Regions from separate parts of the Homo sapiens genome. Here region 1 is linked to region 2. A link is an interaction called in ENCODE POLR2A ChIA-PET data of the cell type or tissue named here. Cell type or tissue: Caco-2. All regions are shown on one strand. Links, peaks and the distances in the headings refer to the core of each region. The heading gives the core; the rest is flanking DNA.

What was found. Peaks named below come from ENCODE experiments on the same cell type or tissue, not always from the same donor. Only the 100,000 strongest peaks of a DNase experiment are listed, where the experiment ranks them.
Region 1: POLR2A ChIA-PET joins it to region 2 with 5 read pairs; 3 of 35 experiments call an interaction of 5 or more read pairs at or near these places.

The regions. Positions count from the first base shown.
Region 1 is chr7:23,274,436-23,279,818 of GRCh38, forward strand. It overlaps GPNMB (glycoprotein nmb), which reads left to right. Exons shown (of 11, transcript NM_002510.3): 11 at 1-673. Among named protein-coding and RNA genes, the nearest start is that of MALSU1, 22 kb to the right of the region's middle. RefSeq lists silencers at 3,102-3,161, 3,172-3,221. In Caco-2, for the core only: CTCF peaks have their summits at 2,085 (motif pointing left), 3,093 and 3,294; a DNase peak (open chromatin) is centred at 3,117.
Region 2 is chr7:23,376,576-23,381,958 of GRCh38, forward strand. All of the region lies in intron 3 of IGF2BP3 (insulin like growth factor 2 mRNA binding protein 3), which reads right to left. Among named protein-coding and RNA genes, the nearest start is that of SNORD65C, 17 kb to the right of the region's middle. In Caco-2, for the core only: no CTCF peak of the experiment used is centred there; a DNase peak (open chromatin) is centred at 2,646.

The sequences.
Region 1 (5,383 bases), core at 59-5,058, 100 kb before region 2:
AACTTAGCAAGGCTTCTTTTCATTATTTTTTATGTTTCACTTATAAAGTCTTAGGTAACTAGTAGGATAGAAACACTGTGTCCCGAGAGTAAGGAGAGAAGCTACTATTGATTAGAGCCTAACCCAGGTTAACTGCAAGAAGAGGCGGGATACTTTCAGCTTTCCATGTAACTGTATGCATAAAGCCAATGTAGTCCAGTTTCTAAGATCATGTTCCAAGCTAACTGAATCCCACTTCAATACACACTCATGAACTCCTGATGGAACAATAACAGGCCCAAGCCTGTGGTATGATGTGCACACTTGCTAGACTCAGAAAAAATACTACTCTCATAAATGGGTGGGAGTATTTTGGTGACAACCTACTTTGCTTGGCTGAGTGAAGGAATGATATTCATATATTCATTTATTCCATGGACATTTAGTTAGTGCTTTTTATATACCAGGCATGATGCTGAGTGACACTCTTGTGTATATTTCCAAATTTTTGTACAGTCGCTGCACATATTTGAAATCATATATTAAGACTTTCCAAAGATGAGGTCCCTGGTTTTTCATGGCAACTTGATCAGTAAGGATTTCACCTCTGTTTGTAACTAAAACCATCTACTATATGTTAGACATGACATTCTTTTTCTCTCCTTCCTGAAAAATAAAGTGTGGGAAGAGACAAGACCTTGGTATTGTAATTATTTTTCTGATTCATCATTTGCTTTTCAATTTCACTTACAGTTGTTTCTTTTTTTTAGATGAGGGTCTCCCTATATTGTCCAAGCTGGTCTCAGACTCCTGGCCTCAAAGGATCCTCCTGCCTCAGCATCCCAAAGCGCTGGGATTACAGGAGTAAGCCACTGTACCCAGCCTCAATTTCATTTATAGTTTTTGACAAGTAAAAAGTTGTTTAACAATGTCTCATAGAGCATTGATAATCTCATAAATATTTTTTACCTAACTACATATATATATATATATATATATATATATATATATATATATATATATATATATGGCTGAGCACAGTGGCTCACACCTATAATCCCAGCACTTTGGGAGGCTGAGGCAGGCAGACTGCTTAAGCTCAGCAGTTTGAGACCAGCCTGGGCAACATGATGAAACCCCGTCTCTACAAAAAATACAAAAATTAGCCAGGCCTGATGGTACATGCCTGTAGTCCCAGCTACTCAGGAGGCTGGGGTGGGAGGATCACTTCAGCCCTGGAGGTCAAGGCTGCAGTGAGCCGAGATGGTGCCACTGCACTCCAGCCTAGGAAACAGAGCCAGATTCTGTCTCAAAAAAAAAAAAAGATATATATATATATATCTTTCAAATATCTGTATATACACACAATCACATCATATGTGAAACTTCAAATAAAAGTTTAATGTGTAAATGTATATAATCAGATCAATCTAAAAGAAGAGATTTTCTATAAGCGATTGTCCTGGACTCTTTGAGTAATCAGTATCATATTAAAAATAAAGGCAGGGGGTGGAATTCTAGGTCACAGTTTAGTAAACTTTTTCCATAAAGGGCTGGGTACTAAATCTCTTAGGCTTTATGGGCCACACAGTCTCGATCGCAACTGCTCAACTCTCTCATTGTAGCGTGAAAACAACCATAGACATTACATAAATAAAAGAGCCTGGCTGTGTTCCAGCAAAAATGTATTTACAAAAACAGGTGGTAGGCCAGATTTGGCCCATGGGACATAGTTTGCCTGTTTTACACTAATGGAGACAAAATGGACACAGCAACCAAACGCAATTTGAGAATCTACATTGGATCCTAGCTTGAGGAAAAAACAGTGATGAAAGATATTCGTGGGACAACTGGGGAAACTTGAGTACACACTGGATACCAGATGATATTATAGAATTGTTAATTTTCTTAAGGAATGGTAAAGGTATTGTGGGGATTAACATTTAGTCTAGGTTCTTCATTTCCTGGATGACCTAGAGGCCAAAAAAAATACAGCTATTTGTTCTAAAATCGCTTCCAAAGAGTGTAAAATTTGCAGAACAAGAATTGAGATTTCTCCCCATTTACGTGATGACTGTAGGGCCATGGTTCTCAACCAGGGGTGATTTTGCCCCCTAGAGGACATTTGGCAATGTTTGGAGACATTTGTGGTTGTCACAACTAGGGTGGGATACAACTGGCATCCCGTGGTTAGAGGCCAGTAATGTTGCCCAACATCCTACAATCTACAAGACAACCACCACAACAAAGAATTATCTGGCCCATGGAGGGCGCAGTGGATCCTGCCTGTAATCCCAGCACTTTGGGAGACCGAGGAAGGTGAATCACCTGAGCTTAGAAGTTTGAGACCAGCCTGGTCAACACAGCAAAAACCCCGTCTCTACTAAAAATACAAAAATTAGCCAGGTGTGGTGGCGCACGCTGGTAATCCCAGCTACCCAAGAGGCTAAGGCATGAGAATCACTTGAACCCAGGAGGCAGAGGTTGCAGTGAGCTGAGATCGCACCACTGCATTCCAGCCTGGGAGACAGAAGGAGACTCCATCTCAAAAAACAAACAAACAAACAAAAAACAATTATCTGACCCTGAATGTAGAACCACCCTGCTTTGTAGTGACTACTGAAGCTCTGGGCATGGACATGAAGACAGAAGACTATTTGAATCCAGCCCTGCCACTGAAGTCTGAGTAACTCTGGGCAAGTTGTTTGACCCTTCCTGAGCCTTTCCTTTCTCAGTCTCCTCATCTGTAAAATGGGTATGTCTGCCCTCCTTGGCTACTTCACAGGGCTGCGGCACATGCATCTGCCCGAATGAGTGGGCATGGAAGCACCCTGTTTATGGCATGGTGGTATGTACTCCATGTGAGGCCTGAGGACGGAAGCAGTGTGGAGAGGCTGTATCATCTTTATAATGACTAGGAGGCCAAGACATTAGTACCTAAAGCAAAAAAGTAATTTCAAATTGCAGCAGAATCACCTGAAGTTTGGTTAAAACACATATTGCTGGGCCCACCCCCAGAGCTTCGAATTCACTGTTCTGGGGTGAGGCCCCTTAAGGCTTTCTAACAAGTTTCCAGATAATCCTGCTACTGCTGGGTGGAAGGAACTAACGTTGAGAAATTTGGTCTTGAAATCCGCTCTTTCCTTCCCTTATCAACAGGGGGTAGCAGAGAGCAGCAAATAGACAGTCATTCTTTGAGGAAGCAGGTCAAAATCCTCATCAAACCTCCCTCAGTTTCAATCTAACAAGTGGCAGGAGAGAGGGCTGAAATAGTGAATTATTTAAATTTATATTATCCCTATGACCCCAGCAACAAGTCATTTAACTTGTGCTGAATCACAATTTGTGAAACGGGGGAAGCAACCTAAAAGATAGTGAGATAATTTGATTAATGTTTGTTGAGCGTTAGAACTTCCAAAGAAAATTGAAATGTATAGGTAATAAATTATTCTGGGAATTTCTTATTCTTGGGACTTTTTCTAAATGTCTGCATTTTAAACACTTCTGACTCATTTATAAACATTGGTTGCCCTCATTGAATTTTCAATTGTTTAATAGTTTAGAGGGCAATACGTTCAATGCACTCATTACATCCAGAATGTGTAGCAACTTCAAACCAGAGTGACAGTGTAAGGGCAGATGAGAAGGTGGTCATCCAGGGGTGATGGTGACCACATTCTGATGGGGCTTTTGGTGGGGGAAAATCCTTTAAGGTTTTTAAAAGAATGGTTCCAAAGCTGCCAGAATAGTTACCTTAAAAAATCAGAGTTCAGGCCGGGCGCAGTGGCTCACACCTGTAATCCCAGCACTTTGGGAGGCCAAGGCGGGCAGATCACCTGAGGTCAGGAGTTCGAGACCAGCCTGGCCAGCATGGTGAAACCCCGTCTCTACTAAAATTACAAAAATTAGCTGGATGTGGTGGCAGGTGGCTGTCACCCCAGCTACTCGGGAGGCTTGAGAATCGCTTGAGCCCAGGAGAAGGAGGTTGCAATGAGCTGAGAGTGCACCATTGCACTCCAGCCTGGGTAACAGAGTGAGGCCCTGTCCCAAAAAAAAAAAAAAAAAAGCAGAGTTCAGCTCCCAGGAATCACCCCTTGCAGACTGATTTCAATTATTCAACTGTCATTTACTGGGCACCAGTATGTCCCAAGCTCTTGTCTAGGAGAGGACTCAATAGTGACAAGAGAGACAAGGACTCTGTTCTCATAGAGCTTGGATTCCAGACTAATGTAACATGTCACCGCACAAGTGTCACTGCAGGAAGAGCGCTAAGCTCTGACCCGGAGTCCCCCATCTTGGTCAACCCCACTGGCCTCAGCTTAATCTGCAGGGACAGTTCCTCTGCTGCTTAGAACTGAACAGCCATTCCTATTGTCCTTGAAATTCTGGAATAAATTTTTTCTTTGGCGCTCTCCCATAGGCATTTTGGGATTTGGGTACCTTAATGGTATATTAGTATTTAACCAATTTTCATTCTATGTATAATTTTCTCACAAATGTCATGTCATCTCACTAATCAAAATGTTTCTCCAGTTTACAATGTAACTGCCATTATTAATTTCACTGCATGGGTTTGTTGTTTTGTTTTATTTTGGTTTTGAGACAGGGTCTCACTCTGTCACTCAGGCTGGAGTACAGCGGTGCGATCTCAGCTCACTACGACTTCCGCCTCCTGGGCTCAAGCGATTCTCCCACCTCAGCACCCCAGAGTAGCTAGGACCACAGGTATGCACCACCACACCAGACTAATTTTTGTATTTTTAGTAGAGATGGGATTTTGCCATGTTGGCCAGGCTGGTCTCAGACTCCTGAGCTTAAGTGATCCACATGCCTCAGCCTCCCAAAGTGCTGGGATTACAGGGAGGAGCCACCATGCCTGACCTATTGTATAGGTTTTAATGATGCAAATTAAGTATCAAGATTTGGGCTTATTGAGTCCTTAATTTTAAAGTGTTTATTTTTTATTTTATTTTTTGAGACAGAGTTTTGGTCTTGTCACCCAGGCTGGAGTGCAATGGCACAATCTCGGCTCACTGCAACCTCCGCCTCCTGGGTTCAAGTGATTCTCCTGCCTCAGCCTCCTGACTAGCTGGGATTACAGGTACCTGCCACCACACCCAGCTAATTTTTGTATTTTTAGCAGAGGCGGGGTTCCACCATGTTGGCCAGGCTGGTCTCGAACTCCTGACTTCAAGTGATCCACCCGCCTCGGCCTCCCAAAGTGTTGGGATTACAGGCATGAGCCACCACGCCCAGCTAAAATGTTTATTGAAATAAATTCCTTTAGAGCAAAAAAAGATTAGCCACTGATGAGAATGTGGCAGAAGGATTTTGTGGCTGTGGATATGGCTTCAAAATTTGATTTTTGGAATTGAGTAGAGGAAGATAACTAGGACTTACATTG
Region 2 (5,383 bases), core at 291-5,290:
AGCCTTGAGGCTGGGCACGGTGGCTCACACCTATAATCCCAACACTTTGGGAGGCCCGAGGCAGGCGGATCGCTTGAGTCCAGCAATTCAAGACCATTTTGGGCAACATGGCAAGACCCCATCTCTACAAAAAATACAAAAAATTACCTGGGAATGGTGGTGCATGCCTGTAGTCCCAGCTACACGACAGGCTGAGGCAGGAGGTTGGCTTGGCCCAGAAGGCGGAGGCTGCAATGAGCCAAGATCAGCGTGGGCAACACAGCGAAACCTGTCTCAAAGACCAAAATTAACTAACTAAATAAAAAAACCTTGAAAGATTGCTAATCTTTGACCTGCTAATTTTATTTCTGTTCAATTGTCACTAAAGAAATCAGCAGGAATGTGGGTGTAAATTCATCCACAGATATGTTCACAACTGTGGTAATGGTTAAACATGAGGAATGGTTAAGTAAATTACCAGTTACACATAGAACAGAAAAAACATCCATTATAAACTTAAGGAGTCCAATTACATAATGTTTATGACAAAATTTAAAAAAAAAACTGTGCTAAAAAGAAAAGAACAAAAAAATAAAACCTTTGTGCTTCAAAGAACACTATCAAGAAAGTGCAAAGACATAGATAATGGGAGAAAATATTTGCAAATCATATATCTGATAAGGGACTTACATCTAGCATATACAAAGAACTCTTAAAACTCAACACTAAAAGGCCAAATAACCCATTTTTTTATGCAGAGGAAGTGAATAGACATTTCCTCAAAGAAGATATACAGATGACTAATAAGCACATGAAACAATGCTCGACATCATTAGTCAGTAGGGTAACAGAAATCAAACTAAAGTGACTTATCGCTTCACACCCACTAGGATGGCTATAATTGAAAAGACAAATAATAACAAGTGTTTAGGCAAAGGATATAGGGAAACTGGAACCCTCAGACATCGTTGGTGGGAATGTAAAATGGTACAGCCTCTTTGGAAAACTGTCTGGTTGTTCTTCAAAAAGTTACCATATGATCTAGCAATTCCATTCCTGGGTATACACCCAAAAGAACTGAAAATCTATGTTTACACAAAAACATGTACACCAGTGTTCAGAGCAGCATCATTCAATGGAAACAACCTAAATGTCCATCAGCTGCTGGATGGATAAACAGTAAGTGGTATATTCACACAATAATTATTACCCAGCCATAAAAAGGAATGAAGTACCTACTAAAATCTGGCTGCACCTTGAAAATATTATGCTAAGTGAAGGAAGCCAGACATAAAAGGCCACATATATATGATTCCTTTTATATTAAATGTCCACAATAGGCAAAGCTAGAGACTCAGAAAGTAGATTAGTGGTTTCTAGGGCCTGGGAGGAGACTGGAAGATAGGAGGGGCAAGTGACTGTTAATGGCTATAGGGTTACTTTTGGGAGTAATTAAAATGTCTTAAGATTAGTGGTGATACTTCCAAACCTTTAGACTATACTAAAAACCACTGAATTGTATGCTTCAGAAAGGTGAATTTTATGACATCAAATATAGTTCGATTTTTAAAAAAATTAAAAATGTTTAAAACAGGATATAAAATTATACATGCAAGACCCAACGATGTTGAAAAATGCCTAATCATTAAACTGAACTATTAGTCACGGAATAATGTTGCCATTGGGAGAAAGACTTTTTCTTTTCACTTTTCAAGTTTTCTACAAGGAGTATATAATTTTAGAATCAGGAAGAAAATGAAAACAAATATCAAATCTGAATTACACTGGCCTTTAGATAGTTTTCAAAAAAAAAAAAATGCCAGGAAAATAGACATTTCTCTTCTTGGTTTTTTTTTGAGACAGAGTCTCGCTCTGTCTCCCAGGCTGGAGTGTAGTGGTATGATCTTGGCTCACTGTAACCTCTGCCTCCCAGGTTCAAGCAATTCTCCTGTTTCAGCCTCCTAAGTAGCTGGGATTATGGGCGTGCACCACCATGCCAGGCTAATTTTTGCTTGTTTTTTTTTTTTTTTTTTTTTTTGAGACAGAGTCTCGCTCTGTCGCCAGGCTGGAGTGCAGTGGCATGATCTTGGCTTACTGCCACCTCCGCCTCCCAGGTTCAAGCCATTCTCCTGCCTCAGCCTCCCGAGTAGCTGGGACTACAGGTGCACGCCACCATGCCCAGCTAATTTTTGTATTTTTAGTAGAGACGGGGTTTCACCATGTTGGCCAGGATGGTCTCAATCTCTTGACCTCGTGATTCACCCACCATGGCCTCCCAAAGTGCTGGGATTACAGGTGTGAGCCACCGTGCCTGGCCTTCTCTTCTATTCGTAAGGCTCCCCCGGAAGAGTACTGGAGAAACACAATTGAATGAGCAGAACCAAATGTATGAATTATTTGGAGACCAAGCAGAGGAAAAAAAGATGCTTACCACACCAACTCATTGTGGCATATTGAACACACTGCTAGGACAAGGTCAGAGTTCTATGGAAGAAAGCGGACTAGTGGAGTCCCTCCCTCCATTAGCATTTGTTTCCTATGATGGACATGTGTTTCATAATAAGTTCAGCTGCTTTTGAACAATGGGTGGACAAATTATCAGTGTTACAAATGTCTTTGAAATTTTTTCCTTTTGAAATTTATTGGTGGGGTGGAGCAGGTAGTTCTACAAGGCAAACCAAGGTTTCCCCACACCCACTGTTGCTCTGTCTCAGCTAGTGTGTATTCAAGATAAAGGCATTTTTTGATCCCAGCCATGTTCTCTTATATCTGCTGTAGTTAAAAAACTGCTTAAGTCCACAAGTACTGCTTTTGGTCCAGAATTCTATTAATCCAACTTTTCACTCAGATCCTACCCCTCAGATGTGATTCCACTTCATGTTGTTTAGAAAATATTTGGGTACCAATTTGGATAGCACCTATTGCGAATGAACTGGGACTAGAAGCAGGCATTCTCAAGTAATTTTAAAGGTTTTAATGAGTAACAGGGGTCCATTAATAATCAAGGAGAAGTTATGGTTAGCAGAAGACAGTTCAGTTAATGGCAAATCTTTTAGGAAATCAATTCTATAAAACAGTAAATTGCCCTCACAGAAGCTCTATTCACCAACCAAGTTCACCTGGAGTTTAAAGATACTACAAAACAAAATCTCAATTTTCTAGTCTTCAAACTGCTCCTCCCCATGTGCCTGCTTCTGTCCTCAACAGCAGGATTCCAGAGTTGTGTCTGCAACTCGCCACTCCCAGTCCATACTTGGTTTGGAACCTATATGCTCTTATAGCTTATATTTGGTCCCTACAAAATATACATCCATGCACTGGCTATACACGGGGCAATTCCATGCATCTCTTATTGTTAACGAGTGAAGTCTTACACAGGTGCACTTGAGAGGTCAAGCCATGGTCAGCTAACTGGTGAGAGGTCAGGGGATGCAGAGAATTTGAATGTCAACTTCTAAGATGGGTTGGGAAAGTCGTAACTTGGTAATGTCTTTAAATATAAAAAGGCTATTTCAAAATTAATGTTCAGCCGTGAATACAAAAGAATACCCACTGCACTGTGAATTTTGAGGTAAAAACCGTGGAGACTGCCCACTATGCCTCTTTTTTTTTTTTTTTTTTTTTTTTGAGATGGAGTCTCGCTCTGTTGCCCAGGCTGGAGAGCAGTGGCACGATCTCAGCTCACTGCAACCTCCGCCTCCCGGGTTCACGCCATTCTCCTGCCTCAGCCTCCCGAGTACTAGGACTACAAGTGCCTGCCACCGTGCCCAGCTAATTTTTTGTATTTTTTAGTAGAGACGGGGTTTCACTGTGCTAGCCAGGATGGTCTCGATCTCCTGACCTCGTGATCCATCCGCTTCGGCCTCCCAAAGTGCTGGGGTTACAGGCATGAGCCACCGTGCCCGGCCTACTGCCCACCATGCTTCTTGGCCGATGAGTGGCATCCATGCAATTTAATATGGTTCAAGACTGTCATACATTACTCTCATCCACTCCCAACTGATTCCCTACTAACTACCTTTAAACTAGAACACACTATGTCTTCTTACTTCTAGGACACAATCCCTGATCACCCCAGTCTTGGTTAACTCCCTGTACTGGGATGAATAGCGCCCTTTAAAAATTCACCAGTACCTCTGAATATAGCTCTAATCCAATGACTAATATCCTTTTAAGAGGGAAATTTGGACGGACACACACAGGGAGAACACAACGTGACTACAAAGGCAGAGACTGGGATGATGCAGCTACAAGCCAAGGAACAGCAAAGATTGGGCACAGCCACTAGAGGCTAGGAGGAAGTCTTGCCAGCACCCGATGGCAGACTTCTGGTTTCCAGAACTAGGTTTTAAGCTTCCCAGTTTGTGGAAATTAGTTACAGCAGCCCTGATAAATTAATACACCTCTCTCCCATCTTCCATAGTAAGCACCCACCTCCAACCTAACCCAGGGGCTTGTTTTTACTGTGGAAGGCCATTCACTTGTCCATGTCTAAATCAGACTCAACTTCACAGCTGTATCTAGAACAGGCCCTAGCACAGAGCTATAGACTTTGGGACTCCCACACAGCAATGGAGAAATCCCTCCTCCCAGAAGTCTCTATATCCACACAGTAATCAGCCACCAAACACACTGGATTCTTCACACACATTATTCCACTTAGTCATCTGAACAATCTTCAAAGGCAGATATTAACCCTGTTTTCAAGATGCAAAAATTGAGTTTCAAAGAGGAAAGGCCACATGCCCAGCGGGACAGGAAATACGAGAAGAGTCAGGATGTGAACCCACACTACGTGACTCTAAAGTCAGTGCTCAATAGGCTACACCCGTTTCTCAAAAAGTCACCACCTTGTAAGGAAAATGATTCTTCAAAAGCTCTTCATACCAGCAAGCACAGAAAGTTGATAAATTTTGAAGCTGGTTGACAGGTACATGAGGATTTATTATATACTCTCTACTTGTATATGCTTATATGTTCATTAAAGTGATGGCTGATTTTAAAATTTTAAGTTAAATTTTAATTTTTTTTTTAGATGGAGTCTCACTGTGTCACCCAGGCTGCAGTGCAGTGGCATGACCTCATCTCACTGCAACCTCCACCTCCCAGGTTCAAGCAATTCTCCTGCCTCGGTCTCCTGAGTAGCTGGAATTACAGGCACGTACCACCACGCCCAGCTAATTTTTGTATTTTTAGTAGAGATGGGGTTTTGCCATGTTGGCAGGGCTGGTCTCGAACTCCAGACTTCAAATGATCCACCCACCTCGGTCGGCCTCCCAAAGTGCTGGGATTACAGGCTTGAGCCAATGCACCCGGCCTTAAAACTTAATTTTTAACGTCAAAGTCCAAAGTTTAAAATTAACAGTAATCACTGGGCAAAGATGTAACATTTGCACTGTTCATT